Linked DNA regions of Homo sapiens: region 2 is linked to region 1. A link is a contact called in ENCODE Hi-C or POLR2A ChIA-PET data. All regions are on one chromosome and are shown on one strand. Each heading gives the region's core, a stretch centred on a gene start or an enhancer-like site at or near the end of the contact. The rest is flanking DNA. Distances are from core to core; before and after follow the strand shown.

Evidence for each region. A loop is a pair of places that touch in the nucleus more often than their neighbours do. ChIA-PET counts read pairs that join two places held with the same protein, here RNA polymerase II (POLR2A). Pooled maps may share reads with other maps.
Region 2: a loop to region 1 is called in a pooled map, with 4 times the contacts of the local background. The contact joins the enhancer-like site here to the promoter of ZNF546 in region 1. A Hi-C loop is called at or near these places in 1 of 50 pooled maps. POLR2A ChIA-PET finds 5 or more read pairs at or near these places in 2 of 52 experiments (GM12878 and activated CD4-positive, alpha-beta T cell).

Annotation. Positions count from the first base shown.
Region 1 is chr19:39,991,194-39,998,309 of GRCh38, forward strand. It overlaps ZNF546 (zinc finger protein 546), which reads left to right and starts at 5,867. Exons shown (of 7, transcript NM_178544.5): 1 at 5,867-5,964; 2 at 6,668-6,722; 3 at 7,055-7,116. RefSeq lists enhancers at 5,015-5,516, 5,502-5,681, 5,517-6,016, 5,689-5,983 and a silencer at 6,802-6,901.
Region 2 is chr19:41,325,314-41,332,220 of GRCh38, forward strand. It overlaps TGFB1 (transforming growth factor beta 1), which reads right to left. Exons shown (of 7, transcript NM_000660.7): 6 at 6,815-6,907; 7 at 5,010-5,897. The coding sequence ends at 5,739. Among named protein-coding and RNA genes, the nearest start is that of CCDC97, 19 kb to the left of the region's middle. RefSeq lists enhancers at 1-148, 149-918, 1,247-1,386, 2,329-2,850 and silencers at 1,497-1,546, 2,086-2,605. Within about 2 kb of position 1,923, at least 35 of the 41 ENCODE cell types and tissues checked have a DNase peak (open chromatin) inside an H3K27ac peak, as active enhancers do; they include GM12878, where a contact is called at or near this core.

The DNA.
Region 1 (7,116 bases), core at 4,617-7,116:
TCAGGCAGTAATGTTCGCTCTCCTCCTGCTGTGCAGCCCAGTTCCTAACAGGCCATGGACTGGTACTGGTCCATGGCCCAGGGATTGTGAACCCGGATATAGGAGAAATAGATAAATTCCTAGAAACATACAACTTTCCAAGATGGAATCCGGAAGAAATAAAAAGTCTTACTTCTCCTGGGACCCCTGGAATCATGGCATATTCTGAACAAGGGGAGAAACATATTGAGCAGAGGCTCTTAGAGGAGAAACCACCTGGAATGACTCATGAGAAGATGGCATCTGGAGTAGAGGCTATTACTGGCCCAATACAGAACACTGTTCACTGGGACTTCCCTTACACCAGCATCCAGTATGCTCCCACCCCCATGCACCCTTCGGAGGTGCATGCTCAGCAAGGGGTATAAGAGTACCACTGGCAAAACAATGCTTAATCCATCTGGCAGTCATCCTGGCCCTGTGTTTTCCTACATCAGGGCTAAAGGAGGCCAAGGGGTGGCAGAGTGTCAGAACTGATTCATTATTCCAAAGTGCACTTTTGCCTCACTTTCGAGGCATTGAGACTTTGCTGTGGACAGTCTTATACTGTCTCCTCGCAGGGCATGGCCTTCTCTGTGCCTTGTCCTTGTTATGCATCCTCCTGTATCCCTCACAAAGGAAGAGATGGAGCTGTTTGCTAATCCACTTTCTTCTTGAGCAGTTCATGTTGTATGAATAATAGCAAAACCTCTAGGTCACATGTGACTTGTTTAAATACTGTACATACATACCTTGGTGTGTGTGTATATATATATATACACACACACACACACACACACATATATACATATACATATATATATATATATATATATATATAAAATACACACTTGTACATGAAACTCGTAGAATTCAAACCACATCCCATATGGGCTCTGAATATCCTAGGTAGTGCTTGGTGCAAGAGAGAAGTTTGTTGGCATATAATTCACCTTATCACCCCTGTCTCTTTGTCATAATTCTGCTAAATTATTGAGCCTCCATCACATCCAGTTTCTTATGGACATTCTAGTCTCACTCAGAACTGACTCAAAGTTCGACACACACTTTTTAAAAATTCCTCCTAATTGAAACTGTATATCCTTTGACCAACATCTCTCCAACCAACACCACCCCTGACAGGCCCTGGTAACCACAATTCTACGCTCTACTTCTATGAGTTCAACTTTTTTAGATTCCACATATAAGTGAGATTACACAGTATTTGTCTTTCTATGCCTGGCTTACTTCACTTAACATAATGTTCTCCAGGTTCATCCTTGTTGCAAACAACATGATTTCCTCCTTTTTAAAGTCTGAATACTATTCCATTATATATATGCCATTTCCTTTCTCCACTCATCCTTTGATGAACACTTAGATTGCTTCCACATCTTGACTATTGTGAATAGCGCTGCATTAAACATGGGAGCATAGATATCTCTTAAACATATTGATTTTATTTCCTTTGGATATTGATATAGTTTAAATGTGTGTCCCTGCCCAAATCTCATATTGAAATGTAATCCCCAATGTTGGAGGTGGGGCCTGGTGGGAGGTGATTGGATCATGAGGGTGGAGTCCTCATGAATGATTTAGCACCATCCCTCTTAGTACCATCCTCCCAATAGTGAGTTCTCATGAGATCTGGTTGTTTAAAAGTGTATAGCACCTCCCCCTCACTCTCTTGCTCCCGCTTTTGACATATGACATGCCTACTCCCCCTCTGCCTTCCACTATGACTGGAAACTTCCTGAGGCCTCCCCAGAAGCAGGTGCCATTATACTTCCTGTACAGCCTGCAGAACTGTGAGCCAATTAAACCTCTTTACTTAGAAATTGCCTAGTCTCAGGTATTTCTTTATAGCAATTCGAGAATGGACTAACAGAAAATTGGTACCGAGAAGTTGGGCATTGCTGTAAAGATGCCTGAAAATGTGGAAGCAGCTTTGGAATTGGATAACAGGCAAAGGTTGGAAGAGAGTTGAGTGCTCAGAAGATAGGAAGATGAAGGAAAGTTTGGAGCTTCTTAGAGACTGGTTAAATGGTTGTGACTAAAATGCTGATAGTGATAACGGACAATGAAGTCCAGGCTGCCAAGGTCTCAGATAGAAATTAGGAACTTATTGGGAACTGGAGAAAAGGTCCCTTTTGCTATGCCTTAGCAAAGAGCTTGGCTGCATTGTGTCCACACCCTAGGGATCTACGGAAGTTTGAACTTGAGAGTGATGACCTAGGGTATCTGGCAGAAGAAATGCCTAAATAACAAAGCATTCAAGATATGGCCTGGCTGCTTGTAACCACCTATGCTAAGATGTGGGAGCAAAGAAATGACTTAAAGCTGGAACTTATATGTAAAAGGTAAGCAGAGTGTAAAAGTTTGGAAACTTTGCACTGGCCATGTGGTAGAAAAGAAAAGTTCATTTTCAGAAGAATTCAAGAAAGTTTCTGAGCAACCATTTGCTAGAGAAATTTGCCTAACTAAAAATGAGGCAAGTGCAGATAGCCAAGAAATGGGAAACAGGCCTCTAAGGCATTTCAGAGATCTAAGAGGCAGCCCCTCCCATCACAAGCCCCGAGGCCTAGGAGGACAGAATGGTTTCATGGGCCAGAATTGACCTGTGCAGCCTCAGGACATGTCTCCCTGCATCCTGGCTTCTCCAACTCCAGCTGTGACTTAAAAGGGCCCAGGTACAGCTCAGACTGCAGCTCCAAAGGTTGCAAGCCATAAGTCTTGGTGGTTTCCACATGGTCTTAAGCCTGCAGGTGCACAGAGTGTGAATAAGGCTTGGGAGCCTCCATCTAGATTTCAGAGGATATGTGGAAAAGCCAAGGTGTCCAGGCAGAAGCCTGCTGCAGGGGCTAAGCCTTGACAGAAAACCTCTACTAGAGCAGTGCAAAAAGGAAATGTGGGGTTGGAACCCTCACACAGAGTACACACTGGGGCACTGACTAGTGGAGCTATGAGAAGAGGGCCACCATCTTCCAGATCCCAGAATGGTAGATCAGAGCAGCCTCTGAGCCTGAACCCGGCAAAGCCACAGGGGAAGAAATACCCAAGGCTGGAAGCCCACCTCTTAAATTGGTGTGCCCTGGACATGGGACATGGAATCAAAGATTATTCTGGAGCTTTAAGATGTAATGATTGCCCTACTGGGTTCTGATCTTGCATAGGGCCTGTAGCCTCTTTCTTTTAGCCAATTTCTCCCTTTTGGAACAGGAATGTCTATCTAATGCTTGTACCCCCATTTTATCTTGGAAGTAACTAACTTGTTTTTGATCTTACAGGCTCATAGGAGGAAAGAACTTGCCTTGTCTCAGATGAGACTTCAGACTTTGGACTTTTGAGTTAATGCTGGAATTAGTTAAGACTCTGGGGGACTGCTGGGAAGGCAAGATTGTATTTTGAAATGTGAGAAGGCCAGGAGATTTGAGAGGGGCCAGAGGCAGAATGACATTGTTTAGATGTGTATCCCAACCCAAATCTCATACTGAAATGTAATCCCCAATATAAGAAGTGGGGACTGGTGGGAGGTGATTGGATCATGGGCGCAGATTCCTCATGAATGGCTTAGCAGCCCTTTGTTTCCATCCTCATAATAGTGAGTTCTTATGAGATCTGGACATTTAAACGTGTGTACCATCTCCCTCCTCACTCTCTTGCTCCTGCTTTCACCATGTGATGTGCCTGCTCCCATTTTGCCTTCCACCATGATTGGAAACTTCCTGAGGCCTGCTCAAAAGCAGATGCCACTATGCTTCCCGTACAGCCTGCAGAACTGTGAGCCAATTCAACATCTTTTCTTATAAGTTACCGAGTCTCGGGTTTTCTTTATAGCAATGCAAGAATGGACTGATACGGATATATACAGATATATACAGATATATATAGTGGGATGACTGGGTCATATAGTGGTTATATTTTTAATTTGAGAAAACTCCGGATATTTTCTATGTTTGTACTAATTTACATTTCCACAAATAGTGTACAAGTGTTCCCTTATATCCATACCCTCACCAACCCTTGTCGTCTTTTGTCTCTTTGATTACAGCTATTCTAACACTGTGAGGTGGTATCTCAGTGTGGTTTTAATTTGCATTTCTCTGATGATTAGTAATGTTGAGCATTTTTTCATATGGACACTTTTTTTTTTTTTTTTTAAAGATGGAGTCTCACTCTGTCACCCAGGCTGGAGTGCAGTGGCGCGATCTAGGCTCACTGCAACCTTCGCCTCCTGGGTTCAAGCAATTCTCCTGCCTCAGCCTCCTGAGTGGCTGGGATTACAGGACCCACCACGCACCACCACACCCAGCTAATTTTTGTATTTTTTTAGTAGAGACAGGGTTTCACCACGTTGGTCAGGCTGGTCTCAAACTCCTGACCTCACGATCCGCCCACCTCGGCCTCCCAAAGTGCTGGGATTATAGGCATAAGCCACCGTGCCCAGCCTTATATTGACACATTTTTAAGGGATTTGGGGGGGGGCAGGGGTTCTTTGCAACAATGTAAACATCCAGTCCCTCATCAAACTTTCAATTTTTTTTCACGTACTAATTTATATCAGTTTGGAATTATGATTCCCTCTGTTATTTAATGGGTTTTAATCTATAACTAGCATTATTTATTTTGATGCTCAAACCATGTCAAGTTTGGTCAGTGGAAGTCCCTTCAATCTGGTTTCCATGTCCTTTGAACACGTCCCCACCATTCTTTGAGCACTGCCTTACTTTCAAGCACAAGATGTTCCAAGTTCATTCTGAACTTTCCCTTCCCCAGCTCTGGAATCTGCCATTTCTCCATGGAGCCTTGCTCCTTTCAGTGGAGCATGGTATTTAGGAACCAAGGGCTGACTGCCTAATGTGCTTTCCAAGTATAATTTCCTCAGTCCAAGCTTTTCAAATTGATCTGCCAAAGACCCATTGCCAAAGATCCATTGCCAGAATATAAGAGTGGAAGGAAATTCTTAATATTTTTTGAAAGTTACTATTATTTTCATTTTTCTCTTTGTAAAAAATTCATTTAATTCAATATAAAAAGACAAAAATCTTTGGCACATAAATCGCAACTCTCTGATGCAAATGTTTAAATAAAGCTGATACTCCAAGAAGACGCAACATATTCTCTTTATCCCACAGACATATAGGCCTATGGTTGCAAACTTTTATACACACACAGAGTCACAATTCCACTGGCACCCGTGATGTTCCACATCCAGATTTTCCAAATCACACATTCTCATCTTCACATAGCCTTGCCGGCAACCACACGGCATAGTACCACATTGTTACGTCAAGCACAGCCAGTCTACCACAGAGCCTGTCGTCCCATTGACCAAAGTCACAAAAATCACAGCCCCGGGTATTTACTGTGGTTTTCTCCAGTCAGATCCCTTCACTCACTACACACTGACTCACACTCAAATTACACACACGCGGAAACACAACCCGCCAGAGCCAGAGAGGTTCCGTCGGTCCCGCAACCCTCACAGTGCCACACACACGCGCTCACAAGGCAAATACAAATGGCCAGGCACTCATTCTTTACAATACACATATTAAGCGCCTATTATGTACTACACGCCGGGACTACCTCAAGAGGTGAAACAAACAAAATCCTGCCTGGCGGAGCTATCGCCCAGTCCCGCACGCACTCGGCCTCAGGGTCACACTCGGCGGTCCCACGCTCAAGTGGCCCGGCCAGTGGCCCAGAGGCGTCTGTTCTCCTCCTCAGCTTCCTGCGTGGGTTCCTGGTAAGTGAGTCGAACCCGCCGGATGCGCGCGCGCCTGCGCCTCCGCCCAAAAGGATCAGTTTCCGGCTGTGGACTACATTTCCCAGAAGCCCCTTGGGCAGTGTTGCCTGGACCCCAAGGGCCCTTTACATTGCGTTCTTAACGGTTCAGTCACCTTAACCGTTATTATTCACTTGCGGGCGAGAAGTCCGAGCTAGGTGAGGCGGAACGGGACTCTTACGAGTAGGACTGGGGATAGAACTGCCGCCCAAAGTGAGGCGCTCCAGGGCCCAGACCTGGCGTGTCGTGCCCGCAGGGAGCCTCAGGCCTGTGCGTGCTTGGGGAGCGGAGAAGGGAAATTGTGTGACAAAATGTGGCAGACGGTGTATGTGTGTGTGTGCGCGCGACGGGGCGCCTGTCAGGACCGGGTTGGGCGGGTGTGGGTGCGGGTGTGAGGCTGAGACAGGTGCCTGGCTCTCTGGTGTGTGTCACTGACCCTCTACCCTCCTCACGGCCTCGGTGTTTGCACACAGCAGTGTCCCCAAGAGGGAAGTCAAATATCGAGCTCTGGGATGAAGGTTCCCAGCAAGAAGGTACAGACCTGGGTTGGCGATTGGACTTTTGAATTAGAAGTGTCCCTAAAACAGACTCCTGGGACGACAGGTTGGAAGACTGCGCAGTTGGAGCCGCTGTGTGGGCAGCTGCATGTTTCAGAACCACTGCATTCCCATACCTTTGATCTAGAAACCTGGTGTGAGTTCAGAGACAGATCCCAGCCTCACTCTCACACAGCTGTTATGTGCGTGAGGTCAGCACAGATGTGGCGCTGGAGGGGATATTCTAGGTCGGTCTGTGCTCTTAAGAAAGGCCTGCTGTCTCATGATTATTTTTCTTCCCCCATTCTGCTATTCATCAAAACAGGGATCCTGAAAAGGAGGGAACAATTGTTGTAGCAGGTCTAAAAGTTCAGGTCCAGGTAAGTTTATATTTCCTTTTTATTCATAAAATGGAAATCACACATTCTAATCCTCACACAGCCTTGCCTGCACCCAGTCATACGGCGTGGTACCACACTGCTATGTCAAGCACAGCCACAATCTACCACAGAGCCTGTCACCTCATTGCTCACAGTCACAAAAATCACATCCCCAGGTACTTTCTGTAGCTTTCATTTGCATTTTTCCCTTTGAAGAAGTTCATTTGATTCAATCTAAAAAGACTAAATTATTTGTCACATAAATTGCAACTCTCTGGTCTATATCTTTAAGTAAATCTTTAAATAAATGCATAAAATGTTTTTGTTTTTAGGAAATGGAAACATTGCTTTGCTTTTCCTGAATTGTCCAGTGACCTATCCCAGGCCTTCCTTT
Region 2 (6,907 bases), core at 673-3,172, 1.3 Mb after region 1:
ACCTCCATGCGTCCTGCCAAAGCAAGCTGCCTCCCTGCACTCTTCCCCCTCCAGCTCCAGTCACTCTGTCCCTCTGTCCCCCGTCCCTTCTCCCTGCTTCTGTGCGTTTCTTTCCAGCCCTCTGCCTTCCTCCCTCACCGCCACTGCTCTGTCTTCTCGTTCTGTCTCCACACCTCTGGCTGTCGGTGTCTCCCCGTGACTTTCCGTCTCCCCTCTCTCTCCTCCCTTGTTTTTCCCATGCCTCTCCCTCCCTCCCTCCCTCCCTCTCCTCCCCACCTTTTCCACTCCGTGTCCCCAGCCATTCTCCATCTCTGTTCTCAGCTCCTGTCACCTCGTTTCCCCATCCCTTTCTCTGCTGGAGTCTCCCTCTGGGGGGCTCTGTCCTCTCCTCACTTTGCCCTTTCCCTCTCGCTGCTGTGTGTCTTGGCCCGCCCCCCGTGCCCCCCATCTCCTCTGTCTCCCACACTCTGGGAAGCCCGGCTGGGATATCCAGGTTGGAGCCTCACTGGCGGCCACTGGAAACCCAGAATGAGGGGTCATCGCCTCTCGCCCACCCAGAAAGGGCGCAGGAGGGGGCAGCAAGGTTGCGGGGCCTGTCTGGCCAGAAGGAAATGTCTGTGCTGTGGCCTGGTCACCCCCGCCCCCAGGACCTGCTGGGCTGCTGCCGCCCCCGGCCGGGGCTGAGGCCGAGTAAACACAGCAAACACAGCCGCCGGCAGCCTGGGATATTTATACCGAGGCTGGGCGTGGGTCCAGTGCCCACCACAGCCCCTGCCCTGCCCTGCCTTGCCTGCTGCCACAGCCAGCTCCGAGCCAGCGTGGCACCAGCCGGCAAGGGGACGCGCCGCAGACACAGCCTGCGCTGGGTATGGAGGCCAACAGGCACTGGCCGCTCATGATGCAGGCGGCTCCATGGACGCACCCTGTCCCCCTCCCCTGAAAACACCAGCACACAATGTGGACCCACACTCGCAGCTGCTCACAAACACACATCCACCCCTGCTGAGAACGCGAAATCCCCTCAACGATGATGCAAAACAGACCCACACAACTCCACACACTGCAGTCACCAGCCTACATGTGGGAACACAGCATGCAGACACCACCTTAGCACCTGCTCACAGCACCCACAGGCTGGGAACACCAGTCCCTGAGATGGACACACAGCCCCGAAGTACAGCCCTCCCTCACACAGACAAACACTGAGAACCACAGGAAGCATGCTGGATGCACACCACGTAGACAAACATGCTCAGAATACCAGCGACACATGCACTGATCACAGTGCAACCCAGAAACAACTCAACTCATCTGCCTCATATGTAAGAAACACACACGGCCGGGCGCGGTGGCTCATGCCTGTGTCTCAGCACTTTGGGAGACCAAGGTGGGTGGATTACAAGGTCAGGAGTTCGAGACCAGCCTGGCCAACATGGTGAAATCCCATCTCTACTAAAAATACAAAAATTAGACGGGTGTGGTGGTGGGTGCCTGTAATCCCATCTACTCGGGAGGCTGAGGCAGGAGAATCGCTTGAGCCTGGGAGGCGGAGCTTGCAGTGAGACAAGATCGCGCCATTGCACTCCAGCCCAGGCGACAGAGCAAGACCCCGTCTTACACATATACACACACACTCACTCCCCTCTCCTGGAGAAACACCATTCCCACAGATGATTAACATATGCAGAAAACACCACATTTCAAGTCAAACTTACACTTAAAAATGCACAAATTTACACTCAGAAGAACAGTGAAGATGTTGAGAAAAATATCAGACACACAATATGCCCCAGATACATGGCCGACTTGCAGAATCAAACAGTGCCAGAGCATAAAACCCACAGAAAATACAACAGCTTGCCCAGCAGAAATACAAAATGCAGACGCACACCCCAGAAATGCAGCGCAGCCACAAACACACGGAGCTAACACGTGCTGGGGACACACATAGACAAGACCATCCATACCAAACAGCACACAGGCCCCCAGAACACCCATGCCAGACGCAGCTCACGCCACAAAGCTTGGAATCACGCACACAATAAGTTCCTGAACACACAAATCCGAATCCACACTGGAACCTCAAATACTCTGCATGTCCAGAGACTAAGGGGGAAGGGGCTTTCTCTCACCCACCAATCTCCCCACTCCCCCTTGCTGACCCGGGTCCCAGGCCCGTCTTGGGGGCGGGGGAGGGGGCAGGAAGGCCTGAGCTGGCCTCCCCCAGCAGCTTCCTGCCCCACGGGGGCTGGACAGGAAGCTGGGGCTCCAGCCGGAACCCAGGCTCCCCCCACGACTTCCCTCTGTGGCCCCGGGCCGCCTGCAGAGGCAGGGGCGGGGCAGGGGGAGGAAGCGGGGAGCCCCAAACCCCCTGCCCTGCCCCTGCGGTCGGCCACAGGCGGGGGCAGACTTGTCCCGACGGGGCTGAGCCACCCATCGGGCCTGGGTGCCAGGGTGGCAGGGCAGGGGCAGTGCGCACGCGGCCAGAGGAAGGTGCTGAGCCCACAGTTTCCCCTCCCCGCCCTGTGGGGCTGTGCCAGCTCAGCCGGCAGCCCTGGGCAGGTGGGCGGGGTGTGTCATGAGGGCGTGTTGGGCAGGCCGACCACACCGCGAATGTGCAGCCAGCACTTGTCCTCAGGCCGAGGCACGAGCTGGGGCTGGGCATGTGAGGGCCGCGTCTGCCACCCTGGGGGTGTGTCTGCTCCGTCTGGGACCCTGGGTGTGACAGTGTGTCTGGGCGTGACGTGACGGGGTCGCTGCAATCTGTGGGGCCCTGTGGGACTCCCCAGGCTGGAATTGTGCGTGTGTGGCGGAGGGTGTGGGATGTCAGACTGAGTGGGTAAGACCGACCTGCTGTCTGTGAGGTTGTGACGTGTCAGACCTCTGTGTGGGGTGTGTCTGGTGGGACTGTGACAGGTCCGACTGTGGACATGCACCCTGGACCTGTTTGTGACTGTGAACCCATGGAGGAGGAGGTGGCTGTTGAGGGATCCATTTCCTGTCCGGGCTCTGATGCCGTGATGCGTGTGCGTGCATGACACTGTTTGAATCAGTGTCTGGTGTGCGGTGGTTGCGACCATGACCCTGTGGAATATATTTGTATATGACTGTGTTGTGCCAGGTCCCTATTGAAGTCTCTGCTCGTGTTGTGTCCCAGTGAGGCTCCGAGGCTGGGTGGTGTTTACGTGATGGGCTGACACTTTCTCTATTTGTATCTGTGTATATGTGGGCTGCAGCTGCTGCCAAATGACACAGCCCATGTGTTACGGGCCCTGCAGGAATCTCTGTGTGTCCACGGCGGCTCTGAGAGGTGAATATTTGTGTAGTGTGGGGCACCGTCCGTGTTTCCCGCCGTGTGAGTGTGTCTGCATGTGTACACGCACCACATCCTCATAGGGCTGCAGCGATTACAGCCGAGTCACTGTGTCCTAGCTTGTGACTCTGCCTCTTGGGGCCAGACCTCAGCATCTCTATACCTATCCATTTGTTGGCATGTCCTTGCATAGTGAACTCCTGCCTCCCCACTCCTCCCTCAGCCCTGTGTGCTTTGGGACCTGAGGCCAGAGGAGTAACCACATTTCTACCCCTATGCTGAGCTGGGAGGGCCCCAGGTCCCTGGCACCCAGACCCAGTGCTGCCAACAGCTCTCATGCCCACAGGCAAAGGAACCGCAGCACTCATACTGTCCTTCCTCCCAGGACAATCACTGGGTGTGGGGAAGTGAAACCTAGGAGAAAGAGCAGAAACTGAGAGGCAGGAGAAAGAGGAAGCAGGAGAGAATTCACAAGCAGGACCATAGCAGATGGGAAGAAATGGAGACAGCAGAGGGAGACCCACCTGTGGCTGCTGCCATTTCTTGCCTGGACAGCTGGTCTGTCTGTGCTCACCCTCACCCTGACACTTCTGTCCACTCCCAACCATGAGCAAGACGGCGGACCCTCTGAGCGCCTAGGTCAAACCCTGCCATGGCTCCTGTCTTCCTTGAGTGCAAGTTCTTTTTTTTTTTTTTTTTGAGATGGAGTCTCACTCTGTTGCCCAGGCTGGAGTGCAGTGGTGCGACTTTAGCTCACTGCAACCTCTGCCTCCCCTGTTCATGCGATTCTCCTGCCTCAGGCCCCTGAGTAGCTGGGATACAGGTGTGCACCACAATGCCAGACTAATTTTTTTTTGTATTTTTTATTTTTATTTATTTATTTGAGATGGAGTCTCACTCTGTCTCCCAGGCTGGAGTGAAGTGGCGTGATCTCGGCTCACTGCAACCTCCACCTCCCAGGTTCAAGCGATTCTCCTGCCTCAGCCTCCTGAGTAGCTGAGATTACAGGCGTGCGCCACCATGGCTAATTTTTGTATTTTTAGTAGAGACTGGGTTTCACCATGTTGGTCAGGCTGGTCTCAAACTCCTGACCTCGTGATCTGCCCGCCTTGGCCTCCCAAAGTGCTGGGATTACAGGCGTGAGCCACTGCGCCCAGCCTTTTTTTGTATTTTAGTAGAGACAGGGTTTCACCATGTGGTCCAGGCTGGTCTCAAACTCCTGACCTCAAGTGATCCCCCTGCCTCAGCCTCCCAAAGTGCTGGGATTGCAGGTGTGAGCCACCGTGCCCAGTCTTTTTTTTTTTTTTTTTTTAAAGATGCAGTCTTGGCTGGGTGCGCTGGCTCATGCTTGTAATCTCAGCATTTTGGGAGGCCGAGGCGGGCGGATCACCTCAGGTCAGAAGTTCGAGACCAGCCTGAACAACATGGTGAAACTTCGTCTCTACTAAAAAAAAATACAAAATTAGCCGAGCATGGTGGCGCATGCCTGTAATCCCAGCTACCCAGCTACTTGGGAGGCTGAGGCAGGAGAATCGCTTAAACCCGGGAGGCAGAGGTTGTGGTGAGCCAAGATCTCGACATTGCACTCCAGCCTGGGCAACAAGAGTGAAAATCCGTCTCAAAAAAAAAACATAAAAAAAAGATGGAGTCTTGCTTTGTCACCCAGGCTGGCATACAGTGGCACAGTCAGGGCTCACTGCAGCCTTGACCTCCCAGGATCAAGTGATCCTCCCACCTTAGCCTCCAGAGTAGCTGGGACCACAGGTGTACATTTTTTAAAAGTGTTTTGTAGAGATAGGGTCTCACTATGTTACCCAGGCTGGTCTCAAATGCCTGGATTCAAGTAATCCTCCCATCTCTGCCTCCCAAAAGTGCTAGGATTACAGGCGTGAGCCACCCCGCCTGGCCTGAACTACTATCTTTTATTGTCTTCTTCACTATCCCCCACTAAAGCAGGTTCCTGGTGGGCAGGAACTCCTCCCTTAACCTCTCTGGGCTTGTTTCCTCACCTTTAAAATGGGTGTTATCAGAGTCCCTGCATCTCAGAGTGTTGCTATGGTGACTGAATGAGTTCATTAATGTAAGGCACTTCAACAGTGCCCAAGGTGCTCAATAAATAGATCTAACTACAGTAGTGTTCCCCACTGGTCCCCTGTGCCTTGATGCCGGGCAAAGGAATAGTGCAGACAGGCAGGAGGAGGCAGAGAGGGAGAGAGAGGGAGTGGGAGTGGGGGAACGTCAGGGATGGAGACCCCAGGCAGGCGCCCAATGACACAGAGATCCGCAGTCCTCTCTCCATCTTTAATGGGGCCCCAGGTGGGCTTGGGGCACGGGTGTCCTTAAATACAGCCCCCATGGGCAAGGCAGCGGGGGCGGGGCGGGGTGGGGCCGGGCCTGCCGGGGCGGGGCGGGGCGGGGCGGGACCTCAGCTGCACTTGCAGGAGCGCACGATCATGTTGGACAGCTGCTCCACCTTGGGCTTGCGGCCCACGTAGTACACGATGGGCAGCGGCTCCAGCGCCTGCGGCACGCAGCACGGCGCCGCCGAGGCGCCCGGGTTATGCTGGTTGTACAGGGCCAGGACCTGCGGGCGGCGGGCGGGGTCAGGGCTCAGGGCTCGTGGAGGGAGGAAAACGGCCCTCCACTGCCCCATCCCCCACCCGCTACCGCGCCAGCCTCTCTCACTTCGTCTCTCCCCGCATCCCCTCTTCCCATCTCCAATTCGGTCTCTCTTATCTTCTAACATCCTATCTTATTCTGTCTCTCCCCACCTGTCTGATTTTCTTTTTGTTTTGAGACTGGGTCTCGCTCTGCCACCCAGGCTGGAGTATAGTGGCACGATCATGGCTCGCTGCAGCCTCAACCTCCTGAGCGCAAGCCATCCTCCCGCCTCAGCCTCCGGAGTAGCTCCAACCACAGGCAAGCGCCACCACTCCTAGCTTTTTTTTTTTTTTTTTTTTTTTTTTTGGTAGAGATGGGATCTCAGTCTGCTGCCTGGGCTACTCTCGAACTCCTGGGCTCAAGCGATCCTCCTGCTTCAGCGTCCCAAAGTGTTGGTATTACCATCGTGAGCCGCCGCGCCCGCCTGATTTTCTTTCTCAGTCTCTGTCCCTCCTCATCTTCGCCTCTTGCCTTGTTGTGTATCTGTCTTTGTCTCTCCTTGGCCTAACTCTGTGTCTGTATCTGTCTCTCTCATTTTGTCTCTCCATTTCTGCGTTTTTCCTTCCATCTCCCTGTCTCTCTTCTCCCCTTCACCCCCATCCCTCTGTTACTTCACTCTGTGGGTCTTCATAGCTCATCTCCCTCTGGCCCCTGCTCAGAGCCCCTCTCTAGCTTCCTGCCTCTCTCCCCATCTCTTTATTCATTCCCCTCCCCACCCCATCCCTCTCTTTCTCCCCATCCTGCCAACTCACCTCTCTGACTTTACTTCTCTTTCTCTCTCCTCTTCCTCCGTCCTGGCTCCCCCCAAGCGCATCTCGTAGCCCGGTGGGCCAGACGTACCTTGCTGTACTGCGTGTCCAGGCTCCAAATGTAGGGGCAGGGCCCGAGGCAGAAGTTGGCATGGTAGCCCTTGGGCTCGTGGATCCACTTCCA